2 separate regions of the Homo sapiens genome follow, and region 1 is linked to region 2. A link is an interaction called in ENCODE POLR2A ChIA-PET data of the cell type or tissue named here. Cell type or tissue: GM12878. All regions are shown on one strand. Links, peaks and the distances in the headings refer to the core of each region. The heading gives the core; the rest is flanking DNA. Region 1 overlaps DUSP16 (dual specificity phosphatase 16). Region 2 overlaps LOC107984486 (a long non-coding RNA gene).

Region 1 (2,920 bases), core at 103-2,602, 48 kb before region 2:
TCAGTTCTCAGCAAAGTCTCCTAACAGGGACAGGGCTGACTTATCATTAAGCAGTCATATTATGGTGTGAGAGTTTATACCCTACAACACACAAACTAAAACGGGTAACTCTGGGGTAACTGTTCCAGGTAATTCCTTTGTGACAGGGGATTTTCAAGGCTTGCTCTGAGCAACTATTTCCACTTCTCTTCCAATCCCACAGTATGCAGGAGACCCCTTTGGGGATTTTGTTACTCTACCAGGTAAGGAAAAAAGAAAGGGCGGCCAGGTAGCAGAGAAAGATGCAGCAACAGCATCGCTGTTCATTCACTGCAGGATCCTAGTCTGTGCTAATTTAAGTCATTGCATCTGTCCGCACACTTCCCCCTGCTGGGGCCCTGGAAGTTAATGATATCAGGAAGCTGTATCAGGAGCAAAGTACCACAAAGTGACAGGCCAAGACCTAGGCTGAAGAATCACAGCACCACAGGAAAGCAAGGACACTAAAGGCTAGCGGAGTAGCCCCAGACGGGAGTCGGAACATTCTCTGTCCTCATCCCTTGGTTATTTTTTCCACTTTGTCCTTTCCACTGTCTTTTTCTATAATTCGGCTCCATCACATCATCTAACTGTAGTTTCTGGACCCTTCTTTTGTCCTTAGAGGCTTTGCTGTTTCTTCATCCTCATATTCATCTTAATTTCTCTCTTCATGAGTATAACCAAGCCTCTTCCTGTCTGATGTTAAGCTCTTATCATACATTCATTTTCTATTTTTTGAGGAGGAACTGCCAAGTCCCTTGATGTACTGCTATTATAACAAGTAATATTTTCCAGACTGGTTTGAGACAGTCACCCGTGAATTCAGGTATTTTATCATCTATCAGCCTTTAAAATCTTTGATTTGTTACTCTAAAAAAAAGTTTTATTTTGGAGGAGAAAGGTAAAATTTTTCCAGTTTGGTGTTTCACACATGGTTGGTTATACTAAGTAAAGATCATCAATTCAATATTTTACATTTATATTAGCCCTTAAATACCTCATGTTCCAGATACTAAGTCAGACTTCCACCTAAGCCTCACAGGAAGACACAAATTCTCAGGATTTTCACACTAGATTATTTAGAAAACAAACAAGATCTGAATTATTTTATAATCTAGTGCTCAGATTCTAAAAGCAGAAATAACCTCTGCACATGCAGAAAAAGCTGGCTTCATCAAGAGTCTGCCTGGCACATTAGGACGGACACCTGTGCCAGTGCTCAGCCGCTCAGCCCTGCCCATCCTCCTCCACCAGCCTCGGTGAGCTGTTAGTTCTCCTTACCTCAGCTCCCAGTAACGCTGTTGTCTGATTCTTTAGAAGGGTTTCCCAAACAATCTTAATAGCAAAACAAATAGTAATGGGCTATATCCCATAGAAGAAGATAAATATCAATGAGTCTAAGGGGAAAAAAATTTTTTTTTACAAAACATCTGCTTCTACAAATCAAAGTTTGAGAGAATGGTGTTTCTATTTGCTATTCTTTTTTATTTTTTCTTTTTTAAGAGGTTATTCTGTCATTTTTACACAGTACTATACTTGGCCCTCTATAATTCTGGGTGTAATGTCAGTTGGGTTCAGGCACATTACCTGCAGCAGCAACAAACACCTTCCTATCAAAGTCTCAATTTCCCACTCTAAAATACCAATATGTCAGTGTTGAAGTTAAATTAGGTTTCTAACCCAATGCAGGGAAAAAGAGAATTGATGGCAAGTCCTTGATATTAATTAGTTGAGTAAATGTTGAAAATGACATTTTGAACAAATATGAAAAGATAACATGCCGGTCAGATGTCCAGCAAGCCAAAGAGAAAGGCTTCCTGAAAAATGTAAATTTCAAAGAGAGTTTTGAAAGAAAATAGGGACATGAACCAGCAGAGAGAAGAGAGGAAGATGATTCCAGATGCAGAAAACGCATGAGCAAAGACAGAGGGATAACAAACTGTATGCAGGCTTTCCTGGCTACAGATTATGTCAACAAGTAACAAAATAAGTTGGTAGAGTAAAAGGGGCTAGATGGTAAAGAATCCTGAAGTCTAAAGCCATCTAGGCCACTGTACGCTTTATGAAAATAACATAAGAACACTACTAAGAGAATTTCACTCTGGTAACTCTATTCAGAATGGACTGAGGTGAGAATAGATTTAAGGAGACTGACTGACTAGTCTCCTTACAGTACCATACAGTTTTAGTTGCCTATGGATGCGCTCAGTCTAGAATGGTAACTATAAAACCTGAGAGCCAAGAGACTGTTAATAGTCTAAATCCAAGGCAATGTGCCTGGCACAAGATATACCCTTATTATATGTCATGGGCACTGAAAGTACCCATGAAAATGGCTATCTAGACTACATGATTGAATTATTGCACCAGAATAATATCTGAAAATATCTCAATGTCTTATTCTGTCCCAGCTTCACATAAGCTAATGTAAAGCAAAATGAGCACTATGTACAGGCTCAAGTTTTACTAATTAGGTCATTGTTTATAAACCAGAATAATTAGACATAATAAAAGGCTGAAATAGGCCGGGCACAGTGGCTCATGCATGTAATCCCAGCACTTTGGGAGGCCGAGGCTGATGGATCACCTGAAGTTAGGAGTTCAAGACCAGCCTGGCCAACATGGTGAGACCCTGTCTCTACTAAAAATACAAAAATTAGCCGGACATGGTGGCACATGCCTGTAATCTTAGCTACTCAGGAAGCTGAGGCAAGAGAATTACTTAAACCTGGGAGGCAGAGGTCGCAGTGAGCCAAGATCGCTGCCATTGCAATCCAGCCTGGGCAACAAGAACGAAACTCCATCTCAAAAAAAAAACGCCGATGCGGTGGCTCACACCTGTAATCCCAACACTTTGGGAGGCCGAGGTGGGCGGATCGCCTGAGGTCGGGAGTTCGAGACC
Region 2 (2,920 bases), core at 306-2,805:
TGAAAAATATCAGGTTGCAAAGCAAAGCACGTAAATATACCAAAGCCAGAATTTTTTTTATTTTTGTAAGGGGTAAAAGGCCATGAGTACTATTTTAGGAGTACCAAAAGTTCAAACACTGTAGTTGGAAATGGATAAAACCTCAATACCTTTGAATCTGACACTGAAATTTAGTATTTCTATCTTTTAAGTTCTTTTATCTCAAGGTATATAAAAGTGCTCCAAATAAATATGTCCAAATCTTGGGATTTTCTTTTTTTTTGACATGGAGTTTCACTCTTGTTGCCCAGGCTGGAGTGCAATGGCGTGATCTCGGCTCACCACAACTTCTGCCCCCTGAGTTCAAGCAATTCTCCTGCCTCAGGCTCCCAAGTAGCTGGGATTACAGGCATGCACCACCACGCCCGGCTAATTTTGTATTTGTAGTAGAGACAGGGTTTCTCCATGTTGGTCAGGCTGGTCTCGAACTCCCGACCTCAGGTGATCTGTCTGCCTTGGCCTCCCAAAGTGCTGGGATTACAGGCATGAGCCACCACGTCTGGTGAGCATTAAAAATTTTGTTATAAATTTCAGCATTAAAAAATGTGTTAATGGTTGATCCTAATTTTCTAGTGGGTAGGAGGTTAGCTTTAGTACCTGATTGAAAGAAAACAGCTTGAAAAACAGGAGAGGCTAGCACTAAATTGTTTTATGACTTTGGGCAGGAGACTCAAGAGAAGGAAAATAGAGAGCCCAACAGGTATTGAGCATCTATTATTGCCAAGCACTGTGTTTGCATATATTATTTCCCTGAGTTTTTACAACATTTCCTGTGGGTCGCCATTGTTACACTTTAAAGATGAGGAAATCAAGGCTCTGAGATGTTAACAGACTCTCCCACAATCGCACAGCTAAAGGGTAACAGCACTGGGATTAGAGTCCAGTACTGCCTAACTCCAAAGCCCATGCATATGCTTTCCACCACCCTCAGCTGCTCTTGCCTTGTTTCCTCATCTACAAAACAAGGGAGTTCAGTCAGATAATCTCTGATGCCCCTCAAGTTCTACCTGCATGGCCTTTGTGGTTGGGAGGAGAAAGGGGAATCAGGGCAGGGTCTCCGGCACTGTGCTGAGTGGTCTTCTTCTGAGTGGGAAAGCAATGAAACCACGTGTCTTACTGGTGCTGTACTGACTCCCTGTCCTGTGAAAGAAGGCTGCTGCTGCTGGCAACACTGCAAATGACGATGGGACTCCCAGGCCCACAGCCCTCAAAAGGAAGTGAGTCTTCTCATTCTCCTTTGCAGGGCCACTTTTTATAAATTTACATTTCCAAAACCAAATCCATCAACATTTACTGTTGAGAATTTTATTGTGCCCAACACTGAGTTAAATGGTATTGCAAGGCTCTATATACAATAGCAAGGAAGTATAAGATGTGGTCTGTATTCTCAGGAACTTACAACTAGCTGGGAGAACACAACACACAAAGCAATTTTTGAAGGACACTGTATAATGCAGGACTGAATTGTGTAGTCCAGATGATATGTACTACAGGAGTGCAGAGAAATGGGCGTTCAGTGGGGGCTACAGCACCCGTGAGAACTGGAGCAGAGACAACGTTATTCACCTTGCATTCTTGACTAGTCTTTCTTGGCCTTTTCTGTAATTGTGAAACCCTGGTATGACTCTTTGACATAGTTCAAACATTCTCTGCTTTGCAGGCTGCAGTGATGTCCTTCATATCACGTCATCTTAGTGCCACTTCATCTTTATTGGCATGTGTGGGAGGAACAAAACCCCAGTGGTATGCAAACACCGTCATGGGGACTTGCTTCAAGCCATGGGAAGTTTCACGCAAAGCCAGTTTCTCAGTAGGGCAAATGTTGTGTAAAAGTACAAGAAGTTTGAGAAACTAGTTAAAGGCAAAGCCTGTCACAGCAAGAATGAGATTTGAATGGGGACACTTTCCTGTCTGTGTCAGGGATGGTCTGATGGTCTACTCCCAGCCCCTCACCTTCGGAGCCCCTGTGCTTAAGTACTTCGCTGACAACATGGCCCAGAGGCGAAAGGACCTTGTCCAATGCAGCAGGAACTTCTTATTCCCAAACCCTCTGCCCACCCTCATAGGCCAGTCTTTTGATAAGAGGCTGTAGACCTGAAAAATTATTCTAGAATGTTGGATCTAATAGATTTAATAGTCACTATATATTTACTGCATGTTCTGAAACAAGGCTGGATTGAGGACTGTTTTCATTTGAGCTGAAGACACAAAATGAATATACAGGAAACAGCAGCTAAGTGTACCTGACAGATTAATGGCATCAAGTGCTAAGCCAAGGGTAATTGGTTCAGAAAAATGAGACACTGATAAGTACAGAAGTAATGAGGGAAAGTGTCACCAAGCCAACGTTTAGGAGAGACCTTAAAAAATGGAAAGAATCTGGATTGGCAGGAAAGAGAAATTATGACATTCTAGAAATGATATAGTACCTACTATTTCATGTGATGAATTATAAATTATAATAGGAAACCATTATCAAAGGCAAGAAAAGTGAAAGATATATTCATGGAAAACCAAAGCAGTCAGCCTGTCTGGAGGAAGGGTGGCATAAGAATGTACATAGCAAAAATTAATGGGAAGTTAAGATCATCTGAATAAGATGAATTCATCAACATACTTAGGCTGGGCACGGTGGCTCATGCCTATAATCCCAGCACTTTGGGAGGCTGAAGTGGGTGGATCGCTTGAGCCCAAAAATTCAAGACTAGCCTGAGAAACACAGTGAGACCCTTTCTCTACAAAAATACAAAACAATTTAGCGGGGTGTGAAGGTGTGCGCCTATAGTCCCAGGGAGTATAGTACTTGGGAGGCTGAGGTGGAAGGACAGCTTGATCCTGGGAGGTCGAGGCTGCAAGTGAGCTATGATCACTGCACACCAGT

What was found. ChIA-PET counts read pairs that join two places held together with the same protein. Peaks named below come from ENCODE experiments on the same cell type or tissue, not always from the same donor. Only the 100,000 strongest peaks of a DNase experiment are listed, where the experiment ranks them.
Region 1: POLR2A ChIA-PET joins it to region 2 with 17 read pairs; 11 of 35 experiments call an interaction of 5 or more read pairs at or near these places.

The regions. Positions count from the first base shown.
Region 1 is chr12:12,533,922-12,536,841 of GRCh38, forward strand. The region is part of intron 1 of DUSP16 (dual specificity phosphatase 16); the gene reads right to left. Among named protein-coding and RNA genes, the nearest start is that of DUSP16, 27 kb to the right of the region's middle. RefSeq lists enhancers at 129-1,094, 1,276-1,777. In GM12878, for the core only: no CTCF peak of the experiment used is centred there; no DNase peak of the experiment used is centred there.
Region 2 is chr12:12,581,354-12,584,273 of GRCh38, forward strand. All of the region lies in intron 1 of LOC107984486 (a long non-coding RNA gene), which reads right to left. Among named protein-coding and RNA genes, the nearest start is that of DUSP16, 20 kb to the left of the region's middle. RefSeq lists an enhancer at 2,090-2,149. In GM12878, for the core only: no CTCF peak of the experiment used is centred there; DNase peaks (open chromatin) are centred at 1,138 and 1,728; H3K4me3 peaks cover 614 bases; H3K27ac peaks cover 2,499 bases.